Linked DNA regions of Homo sapiens: all the other regions are linked to region 1. The links are chromatin contacts, found by Hi-C or POLR2A ChIA-PET in ENCODE. All regions are on one chromosome and are shown on one strand. Each heading gives the region's core, a stretch centred on a gene start or an enhancer-like site at or near the end of the contact. The rest is flanking DNA. Distances are from core to core; before and after follow the strand shown. Region 1 overlaps LIPC (lipase C, hepatic type). Region 2 has its middle 62 kb from the start of LIPC. Region 3 overlaps ADAM10 (ADAM metallopeptidase domain 10).

Region 1 (3,530 bases), core at 535-3,034:
GCTCCCTGATGTTCTGTTAATTTATTTTCAGCCTTTATTCTCTGTGTTTCAAATGGATGGTTTCTGTTGCTGTGAATTCAAGTCCACTAATCTTTTCTTCTGCAATGTGTAATCTGTTATTCATCCCACCTAATGTATTTCATATCTCAGACATTGATTTTTGAATCTCTAGAAGTTCAGTTTAGACTTCTTATATCTCCCATATTTCTTCTTAGCATGCTTACATTTTCTTCTACCATCTTGAATAAATGAAATATAGTTATAAGAACTGTTTTAATGTTCTTGTGGACTAATTTTACCATCTATAACAATTCTAGGTTGGTTTTGATTGATTGATTTTTCTCTTCATTATGGGTTGTATTTTCCTGCTTCTTTGCATGCCTGGTAATTTTTGACTAGATACCGGACATTGTGAATTTTACCTAATTGGTGCTGGGTATTCCTACATTATTTTAAATGTTCTTCAGCTTTGTCCTGGGGTGCAGTTAAATTACTTGGAAATAGTTTGACCCTTTTGAGACTTGCTTTAAAACTTTGTTAGATGGGACCAGAACAGCCTTTAGTCTAGGGCAAATTTGCCCCTTGAATCCAAACACTGTTTATGTTGTTAATGATGACAAAATATCCATGTCCCACACTATTCCTTACTAAGTCTCCCTTCAACAATTGTGTTTGAGTAGAACTGTTAACTGCCTCACCTCACTCTCCTGTGTATTCACAAGGCAAAGATCCCCAAGGTTTTGACCAATACCCAATGTTGTTTTGGTGCCAGCTTGCACAGCACCAGGGCTCTTGCCTCTCAGAGAGAATTGTGCCCCCTCTCTCCACTATGTGGCACAGCACATTGAGCTCAACAACGTTCTATCAGACTGATGTTGCCATAACACTGCATATCTTCACCCAGGAGGGGCGACAGCCCTAAGTCTCTTATGTGGCAAAATAAAATCCAACTTTCAGTGCTAAAAAGGCCCTGCTTTTCTGGAGCGAACCCCTTCAGAGGTCTCACAAGCATTTAAAAGAGAATTTCTAGACCACAAGTTTCAGTGTGGAGAGCTGCAGGCTTAGAGAATTGCAGGGATGTTTGAAGCCCTGCCCACAGTTCCAGGAAACACCCTTTGTATATGAGCTCCTTTCCCACACAAATGTGAGAAGGAGGCTATGACCCTGGAAATTGAACACAGGGCAACAGAAACCCTGCCGAAACTATTCTTGCATTGACATTAGACACAAAAACACCCATATAAGCTTGATTTGCTGTCACAGTCAAATAAAACAATAACATGTAAGCATTTCAAAGAGATTCCACTGACATTCTCACTTGTGATTCTGACAACAAGCGTGTAAGTAAGAAAGGCAGGCGTCACAGCTCCTAAGTGACAGACGAGGAAATCAGCCTTGCGGAGGTTAAATGATCTCAACAAGGTCAGACAGCTAGTTGGTGCAAAGTGGGGCCCTGAACCCAGATCTTCTGACTCTTGGTCAAGAGCTCTATTCATTCCGCTGTGTCTGCTCTCTTACTATATCAGAAAAGGGAACAGCCACCAACTTCCTGTGTTGACCCTAGACCAGGACTTCTTGATCACAGCACACTTAACATTTGGGGCTGGATAATTCTTTGTTGTGAGAGGCTGTCCTGTGCATTGAAGGGTGTTGAGCAGTATCCCTGGCCTCTACCCACTAATGCCAGTAGAACTCCCCTTGCCCCCTGTTTTGACAACCAAAACTATCTCCAGGTGTTGCCATGTTTCCAAATGCCCCAAGGTGGGGGAAGGTAACAGCAGAGCAAACTTACCCCTCAGTTGAAAACCACTGCCCTAAATGATGCCTGAGAATGCTGTCCACGTGTTTGAGAAAGCAGTGGTGATTAAGTTAGTTCTGTGAAAGGAGAAACAAAATCAAAAGAGGAACTTGTGCTGATACCAGTGAGTCTGGGACCACGAAACTTGGCCGTGAGAGACAGAATTGTGCAGCACCAGGGAGTTATCTAAAAAGTTCTCTTCTGGGCCACCCTCTGAACTTAACCTTCTGTGTTCTCGCTCCACTCCTTCAGGCTCAGTCAGCTCTGCAAAACCCAATCCACTTTCCAAGGAAACATTTCTGGAAGGCAACACGGAATTAGTTAATGTGATGAGAGGCAGAACAGAGCAGTTAAGATGCAGGCTCTGCACATACCACAACGTGGATGAATCTCACTTAATGTTGGGTGAGAAGAGCCAGGCCCAAAAGAGCATCTATTGTGTGAATCTACTAACTCGAAGTTCAAGAGCAGGCAAAACTAATCTCCGGTGATGGAAGTCTGAACAGTTACATCTGCTGGTGGTGTTGCCTGGAGACACGTTTCAGAGAATAGAAATGTTCTCTGCCTTGATGGTGGTGGTGGTTACGGTGGTTGTAAACATAATAGACACTCACAACACTCACAGAGCTATACACTTACGATTCGTCACCTAAAAAAAAAAAGAAAGAAAAAGAAAAGAAAAGAATGTTGACTCTAGAACCAAATTGTCTAAGTTTCATCCCTGACGATGACTCTGGTTACCTTAGAGCATTTTGTGAAAAGTTAATAAACTACACAGGGTATACAGGAAGTGCACAATAAGTATTTGCATCATTATAATTAACAGAACTACACTTCAGCCAAGCGCAGTGGCTCACGCCTGTAATCCCAGAACTTCAGGAGGCCGAGGCAGGCAGATCACGAGGTCAGGAGATCGAGACCATCCTGGCTAATATGGTGAAACCCTTTCTCTACTAAAAATACAAAAAAAAATTAGCCGAGCGTGGTGGCAGGTGCCTGTAGTCCCAGCTACTCGGGAGGCCAAAGCAGGAGAATGGCGTGAACCCGGGAGGCGGAGCTTGCAGTGAGCCGAGATTGTGCCACTGCACTCCAGCCTGGGTGACACAGAGAGACTCTGTCTCAAAAAAAAAAAAAAGAAAAAAAAGAACTACACTTCTAGCCAGTCAGGCAAAGCCAAGGATTAAGAGAGTTACTCTGAATTTCTCTGCTGCCCCCTCTGCCTCACCTCCCATGCATTGAACACAGAGTGTATATGTAAGTCCTCCCACCCCAACCATCAAGACAGGCACATCTGCCATTTTTCTCTGTCTTCTTCAGTTCCTTCCAGGTTCTCTCTGCCTTGCTTAGGAGCTGCCCCTGTTTGCAGAGCTCTTCATCAATAGACTGAATATTTACAGAATAGCGCAGTTTTGATTAAACAGTTCATTTCACTGGAGACTGGGGTGGTGTATTGTGTCTCCTCCGGAGTTATTCTTGGCATCAGCAGCCCTTGCTCTTAGCATCCGTTTCTTTACATTTTAAGGTGGAGCATAAGAAGAACTGCAGTGAAACAGATCAGATGGGGGGCAGGTGGGATTTCTCTTTACCTTTCCCCCGCTATTTCTTGGTGGATTTATCCCGTTATCTTCGCTGCTATTTGCTCCTTGCTATCTTTTATTCTTCTCTTTTGAAACTGGCCGAGTCAGAAGGAAATAAACAAATGCAAGGGTGCGTAGAAAGAGCATTAGATGGT
Region 2 (3,688 bases), core at 234-2,733, 150 kb before region 1:
CAAAAGCCCAAATTGACAAATGGGATCTAATTAAACTAAAGAGCTTCTGCACAGAAAAAGAAACTATCATTAGAGTGAATAGGCAACCTACAGAATGGGAGAAAGTTTTTGCAATCTATCCATCTGACAGAGGGCTAATATCCATAATCTACACAGAACTCAAACAAATTTACAAGAAAAAGACAAAAACCCCATCAAAAAGTGGGCAAAGGATATGGACAGAAATTCCTCAAAAGAAGACATTTATGTGGCCAAAAAACATACGAAAAAAAGCTCATCATCACTGGTCATTAGAGAAATGCAAATCAAAACCACAATGAGATATCATCTCACACTAGTTAGAATGGCAATCATTAAAAAGTCAGGAAACAACAGATGCTGGAGAGGATGTGGAGAAATAGGAACACTTTTACACTGTTCGTGGCAGTATAAATTAGTTCAACCATTGTGGAAGACAGTGTGGTGATTCCTCAAGGATCTAGAACCAGAAATACCATTCGACCAAGCGATCCCATTACTGGGTATACACCCAAAGGATTATAAATCATTCTACTATAAAGACACATGCACACGTATGTTTACTGTGGCACTATTCACAATAGCAAAGACTTGGAACCAATCCAAATGCCCATCAATGATAGAATGGATAAAGAAAATGTGGCACATATACACCATGGAATACTGTGCAGCCATGAAAAAGGATGAGTTCATGTCCTTTGCAGGGACATTGTTGAAGCCGTAAACCATCATTCTCAGCAAACTAACACAGGAACAGAAAACCAAACACTGCATGTTCTCACTCATAAGTGGGAGTTGAACAATGAGAACACATGGACACAGGGAGAGGGACATCACACACTGGGGCCTGTCAGGGAGTCAGGGGCAAGGGGAGGGATAGCATTAGGACAAATACCTAATGTAGATGACAGGGTGATGGGTGCAACAAACCACCATGGTACGTGTATCTATGTAACAAACCTGCACGTTGTGCACATGTATCCCAGAACTTAAAGTTTAAAAAAAAAAAAAAAGAGAGAGAATGCTAAGGATGCAGTGAAGTACAACAGGTTTGGAAAGACACTGTGAGAGTCTCAAGGCAAATTCTCCCATATCCCACGTGTCTCTGAAGTCCCTGTGTCCCCAGTCCCCATGCCCACTTCTCTCCACGCCTCCTTCCAGCTCACTTGTACCCTCATGGTGCCCCTCCTACAGATCTACCTGCCACCTTACATTATCACTGCACTGCCTCATATATCCTACTAAATCCTCTCTTCCTCCTGGTGCTCAGTTGGGTCCATCACCTTTCTCTGGGGCCCTACAGCACCCCTGGCTTCTACAGTAGCACTTGCTATACTCACTGTAATCCTTGTTGGCGCATATATCTCTCCAGCTAGACCATCAATATCTGCAGGAATGTAGCCTTTTTCCTGTACCCAGCCCAGATTCTGGTTCACCACATCCTTGTTGCCTGAGTAAATAATGAACTGAATCCTCCCAGGCCCATCCAAGCTTCTGTGACCACTCCAGTGAACAAGCTCACTCTCACACGGACTCTCCCCCGTCTCCCCTGCTTGCTTGCTTTCTCTTTCTCTCTCTCTCTCTGTCTCTGTGTGTGTGTGTGTGTGTGTGTGCGTGCATGCGTGTGTGTGTATCTCTGTTAGCACTGGTCTGGAGTTGTTACTAGCAGCTTTCTTATATAGCTGTAAACTGGTATTTTTCTATTTTTCTATTTGTATCTCCTCCCACCCCAAATGTCTGGGAGCATGCTTGCTAACCAGTAGATTCCTGCAGATGCTTGTAGATGGTTTGGTTGATAGAGACACAGGGTTGTACAGAGAAAATGACAGGAATACAGAAGACCTGGGTTCAAGTTTCAGCTTCACATTTAGAGACTAGATTTGCTGCATAATCCAGAGATCATTCCTTGACAACTATGATTCTAGACCTCTTTATTTGTAACTAGGGGTTTACTATTCTTCCTGGGATGCATGTAGGTTAGATAGAGTAAGGGAACAGTCTTAAACCATTGATGTTCCCTATATCTGCAGGTGAAGATGTATCCTGGTTGGAATGAAGTCCAACCACAGTGATACCGTTCCACAGAGCAATGTAATCACCCACAGATCCCAGAGCAAAGTGGGAGGAAGGGCGAGAAGGGAAGAGGCACAGCTTATCACATCAGCAGTAGTCCAACCAAGGGCCTTACATCAAAACCTGTTCACTCTCAGGTGCAGAATCTTGGTCACGCCAAGGTATTGCTATTGTAAATCAAAAAGTGGCTGAAGCAGATCTCAATTTGAAGGTTATTTTGCCTAGGTTGAGGATGCACCCAGGAAAAAGAAACACAAGTTACAGTAGGATCTGTAACCTGTATTTTTTCCAAAAAGGGTTTTAGGAATTTCAATATTTAAAGGCAAAAGAGCAAGCAGGAGGGAAGGAGAGGGGAAAAAAAAGGGAGGGTAAGGAATGGGGCAAGTGTTTACATCCTTGTAAGGTTTTGATTAGCACTCAGTGAAAAGAAAGGAATGGGGGAAACAGTCAATTATACATTCACCTCAAGCTCAGTAATTCTACATTTTACATAAGATAAAGTAAGCATGTGAAATTACAGCTATCCATTTGGGAATAAAAGGAAGGTAGTTTTTTGTGTGACTCCAAAAAAGTTTCCAACCTTAACTTTTCCTTTGATATAGTGAGTTTGGGATCCCGAGATTTTGTTTTTCTTTCACATTTCCCGTTCTCCGAAATCTTTAGGAGAAAGCATTGTAGAAGAAAATGAGTCTGCGGTCACAGGTTCAGTCATATTCCTCAGATCTAGAATGGTTTAATTTACTCCTAGAAGGTGAGGTCTCATATGGCTAGGAGGGCTTACTCCTAAGAGGACATGAAGTCTCCTGTCCCACACAGCAAAACAGAAGGAGGAAGAAAGAAAGAAAAAAGGGCAGGGAAAAAAGGAGGACAAAAAGGCCAGATTATAACAACAAAGGGAAAGCAATCCTGAAAACATGATTCAGGCTATATTACCAAAAAGGCCAAGAAGTCCATACATCTGTAGGCAGACAGGAAGGTGATATAAATAAATAAATGCACACACACATACATAGGTTACATGTATGTGTATGTGTATACATACAGTGTATGTGTATATGTGTGTGTGTATATATGTATATGTATGTGTGTGTGTTTGTGTGTGTGTGTATACATATAGCTGTTATTTCTCCCAAAGTCTAAGTTGCCTAGCTTTAGTGTGTAGGGCTTTAAGAAAAGCACAGTCATAATTTCTAGTGATTTCAAGTAGTTAGAAAAATGGGAGAAAAAAATAATTTGAAAATGTTAGCTTGGAGACTTGTAGTCAGGAAAGAATGCAAGGTACAGTCCAGATAAATTGTAGGCAAATAATAAAAACTGAAAAACAGACAAGGCTAGAATCTAATAACAGGTTTACTATAGTTTCTTTTGAAACATGATTTTTCTCTCTCCAGTTCCCCATTTTTACCAAAGATAAATTATAGTAGGACCAGTTTATTTGCAAAATAAGTTTTAGTCTTATTATACTTAGCCTGATCATTTGCATCAAGTGCAGCCAGAATAATTATTGATCAATAGGCTCTTTTTGAATTGGCTTTGCTGGAGCTTTTTCATAAGGAATCTCAGATTAGATTTTTAAAGGCCTCTCAAGCCCAGCTGA
Region 3 (3,463 bases), core at 211-2,710, 210 kb after region 1:
ACTTCTGATGTTGCCCCTAGCCCTCAGATGCCACACAATTCACTTATTTAAAAATCTCAAGAGAATGGGAGTCCTGGAATTCTCAAAAAAATTATATATGATCACAGCCCCGTGACTGCAGAAACGTGAATAAAACACAAAATAATCAGCCCCTCAAACTAAGATTGGAAGGCGGAAAAAAAATACACTGGTCTCAGAGGCAGAAAGAAAAGAAAAAAGAAATCACAAGCCGGGTGTGGTGGCTCATGCCTGTAATCCCAACAATTTGGGAAGCTGAGGTGGGTAGATCACCTGAGGTCAGGAGTTTGAGACCAGCCTGGCCAACAGAGTGGTGAAACCATAGTGAAACCCATAGTCTCTACTAAAAATACAAAAAAAAATTAGCCTGCCGTGGTGACTGACGCCTGTAATCCCAGCTACTTGGGAGACTAAGGCAGGAGAATCTCTTGAACCCGGGAGACGGAGGTTGCAGTGAGCCAAGGTCACGCCACTGCTCTCCAGCCTGGGCAACAACAGTGAGCCTCCACCTCAAAAAATAAAAAATAAAAAATAAACTCACCCACTTTATATCATAGCAAAAAGAATAACTGGGTAGAGAAGAGACACACAACCATGAACATAACATTGTAAAAACACACTGGAGAAAAAAACCATGAAAGAAACAATAAAAGGAAAATAGAAAAAGAATCCAATTGAGAAGAAAACAAACGACATTTGGAAACAATCCTAGACAAAGCAGAATCAGTCTTAGATTATATTAAGAAATTCATATTGGCCAGACGTGATGGCTCACACCTGTAATCCCAGCACTATGGGAGGCCGAGGCAGGTGGATCACCCAAGGTCAGGAGTTCAAGACCAGCCTGGCCAACATGGTGAAACCCTGTCTCCACTCGGGAGGCTGAGGCAGGAGAATTGCTTGAACCCGGGAGGCAGAAGTTACAGTGAGCCGAAATCGTGCCATTGCACTCCAGCCTAGGCAACAGAGCAAGACTCCGTCTCAAAAAAAAAAAAAGAAAGAAATTCATATTAATTTTCCTTAGTACAACAACATTGTTATTATAAGGAGAAGGTTCTAAATTTTGGGAGGTTCATTTTAAATATTTAAGGGTAAAATGACACGATGTCCATAACTCACACTAGACAGATTCTAGGGTGGGAGGCAGGGTAAAAAAGAAAAAAATATGCAAATTATTAAATCACTAGCTACTTCAGGAGTAATAGAGACTGAATTTAGCCTACCACCATAAACAATTAGAAAACTAGATAAAAGATGTGACAAGAGAAACAAATGAAGTGAGATCTACTACAACTGGCCCAGCTTACTGCCTGTAAGCAGTCTCCAGGCCAAATGACAGGGAGAAGAAACCAAGAGCCTGAAGTTTCCACTTAATTGAGACAACCTCTGAGTTCAGGGAGATCAGGTATTTAGAATCTATGTGCCAGAGTGTCAGAAAGGAGGAAGCTGAACAGAGAGAGAGCTCCAGCCACCTCAAGTGGGGGTTCCCTAAGGGTTTGGCTGACTACTGATCTAAGCATGTGAGAAAATAAACTCCCGCCTCAGAAAAAATGAACCACCAGTAGAAGGAAGCAAAACAATCCTCAAAGCTCACACAGGGCTGGAAAATGTTCATATTTCTACCATCTAGAGAAGAAAGACCTTGTAATGTATGGAGCATTGCTACAGTCCTCAGAAAAATAACACCTTACTAGTGGAGTGAAATTAGCCACAGAGCCTGGGCACGGTGGTTCATACCTATAATCCCAACACTTTGGGAGGCCAAGGCGGGTGGATTGCTTGAGCCCAGGAGTTCAAGACGAGCCTGGGCAACATGACCAAACCCTGTCTCTACTAAATATAAAAACTAGCTGGGCACAGTGGCACATGCCTACAGTCCCAGCTACTCGAGAGGCTGAGGTAGGAGGATTGCTTGAAGCCCAGGAAGTCAAAGCTGCAGTAAGCTATGATCGTGCCACCACACTCCAGCCTGGGCAACAGAGCAAGACCCTGTCTCAAACAAAATAAATAAATAAATAAATCGTATTTATTATATGAATATAAAAAATAAAAGAAAATTAGGCATGGTAGTGCATGCCTGCAGTCCCAGCACTTTGGGAGGCTAAGGCAGGAGGACTGTTCAAGGCCAAGAAGTTCAAGATCAGCTGGGCAATATAGCAAGACCTTGTCTCTACCAAAAAAAAAAAAAAAAAGTAAAAATTAGCCAGGAATACTTTTTATTGCACACCTGTAATCCCAGCTATTCAGGAGGCTGAGGCAGGAGGTTCGCTTGAGCCCAGGAGTCCAAGGTTGCAGTGAGCTATGATCACAACAGCCTCAGCAACAAAGTGAGACCCTGTCTCAAAAATAAAAATTAAAATTAAAAATATAAATAAATAAACAAAAACCACATAAAGGCATGTCATAAGCTAATGACTAAAAACTAGGGAGAAAAAAAAATTCTTAAAATCATCTGTGGGTAGGGAAGCACTAAAGGAGCCAGAAAAAAAAGACACATTTTATAAACAGAGGAACAAAGATAAAACTGACAGCACACTCTATGTTAAGTCAGAAGAAAATGCAGCCACATATTTAAAGTACTACAAGAAAAAAAGAACTCTATCAACCTAAGATTCTATAGCCAGTGAAAATAACTTTCACAAATGAAGGTGAGAAGAGGAGGTGAAACGAAGCCCTTCTGGGCTTCAAAGCTTACAATGCATCACTAGTAGCCTCCATTAATAGAAATGATAAAGTTTTTCAGATAGAAGGAATAATACCAGATGGAAACCTACACTGATGCAAATAATAAAAGTGACAGAAATAATGAATATATAAGAAAATAAAAAGGATTTATTTTCTCATTTTTAATCTCTTTCAAAGTTAAGCGAATACATTTTTTAAACACACAATCTACTGTGGAATTTATGACACACAGAATTAAAATGTGTAACAATAACAGCACAACAGAAAACAGAGGAGAAACACAGTGTACATATACTCCATATGAAGTGAAGTAATATTATTTGAAAGTATACAGTGATAAGTTATAGATATTGTACACTGAACAACCTCTAAAAAATACAACAGGTATATCATCATAAAGCCAATAGCAGAGATAAAATTGAATCATTTTTAAAAGTTTATATTGAGAGGCCAAGGCGGGTGGATCACTTGAAGCGAGGAGTTCGAGACCAGCCTGGCCAACATGGTGAAACCCCATCTCTACTAAAAATACAAAAATTAATGGGGCATGGTGGCAGGTGCATGTAATCCCAGCTACTCAGGAGGCTAAGGCATGAGAATCGCTTAAACGCAGGAGGCAGAGGTTGCAGTGAGCCGAGATCGCGCCACTACACTCCAGCCTGGGCGACAGAGCGAGACCTCAGTCTCCCAAAAAAAAAAAAAAAAAAAAAAAAAGTATATTACTCCCGAAAAATGCAAGAAAAGAGGGGGACAAGAACTA

Evidence for each region. Hi-C counts contacts between places; a loop is a spot of excess contacts on that map. ChIA-PET counts read pairs that join two places held with the same protein, here RNA polymerase II (POLR2A). Pooled maps may share reads with other maps.
Region 2: a loop to region 1 is called in a pooled map, with 2.8 times the contacts of the local background. The contact joins two enhancer-like sites. A Hi-C loop is called at or near these places in 1 of 37 single-sample maps with no recorded cell type and 5 of 50 pooled maps. POLR2A ChIA-PET finds 5 or more read pairs at or near these places in 2 of 52 experiments (OCI-LY7 and naive thymus-derived CD8-positive, alpha-beta T cell).
Region 3: a loop to region 1 is called in a pooled map, with 2.6 times the contacts of the local background. The contact joins two enhancer-like sites. A Hi-C loop is called at or near these places in 1 of 168 maps with a recorded cell type or tissue (heart left ventricle) and 5 of 50 pooled maps. POLR2A ChIA-PET finds 5 or more read pairs at or near these places in 4 of 52 experiments (GM10248, T-cell, activated T-cell and 1 more).

What each region holds. Positions count from the first base shown.
Region 1 is chr15:58,516,492-58,520,021 of GRCh38, forward strand. All of the region lies in intron 1 of LIPC (lipase C, hepatic type), which reads left to right. Among named protein-coding and RNA genes, the nearest start is that of LIPC-AS1, 20 kb to the left of the region's middle. Within about 2 kb of position 1,785, at least 6 of the 41 ENCODE cell types and tissues checked have a DNase peak (open chromatin) inside an H3K27ac peak, as active enhancers do.
Region 2 is chr15:58,368,033-58,371,720 of GRCh38, forward strand. No RefSeq gene overlaps it. Among named protein-coding and RNA genes, the nearest start is that of LIPC, 62 kb to the right of the region's middle. RefSeq lists an enhancer at 1,288-1,467. Within about 2 kb of position 1,484, at least 2 of the 41 ENCODE cell types and tissues checked have a DNase peak (open chromatin) inside an H3K27ac peak, as active enhancers do.
Region 3 is chr15:58,723,176-58,726,638 of GRCh38, forward strand. All of the region lies in intron 1 of ADAM10 (ADAM metallopeptidase domain 10), which reads right to left. Among named protein-coding and RNA genes, the nearest start is that of ADAM10, 25 kb to the right of the region's middle. RefSeq lists an enhancer at 1,188-1,407. Within about 2 kb of position 1,461, at least 7 of the 41 ENCODE cell types and tissues checked have a DNase peak (open chromatin) inside an H3K27ac peak, as active enhancers do.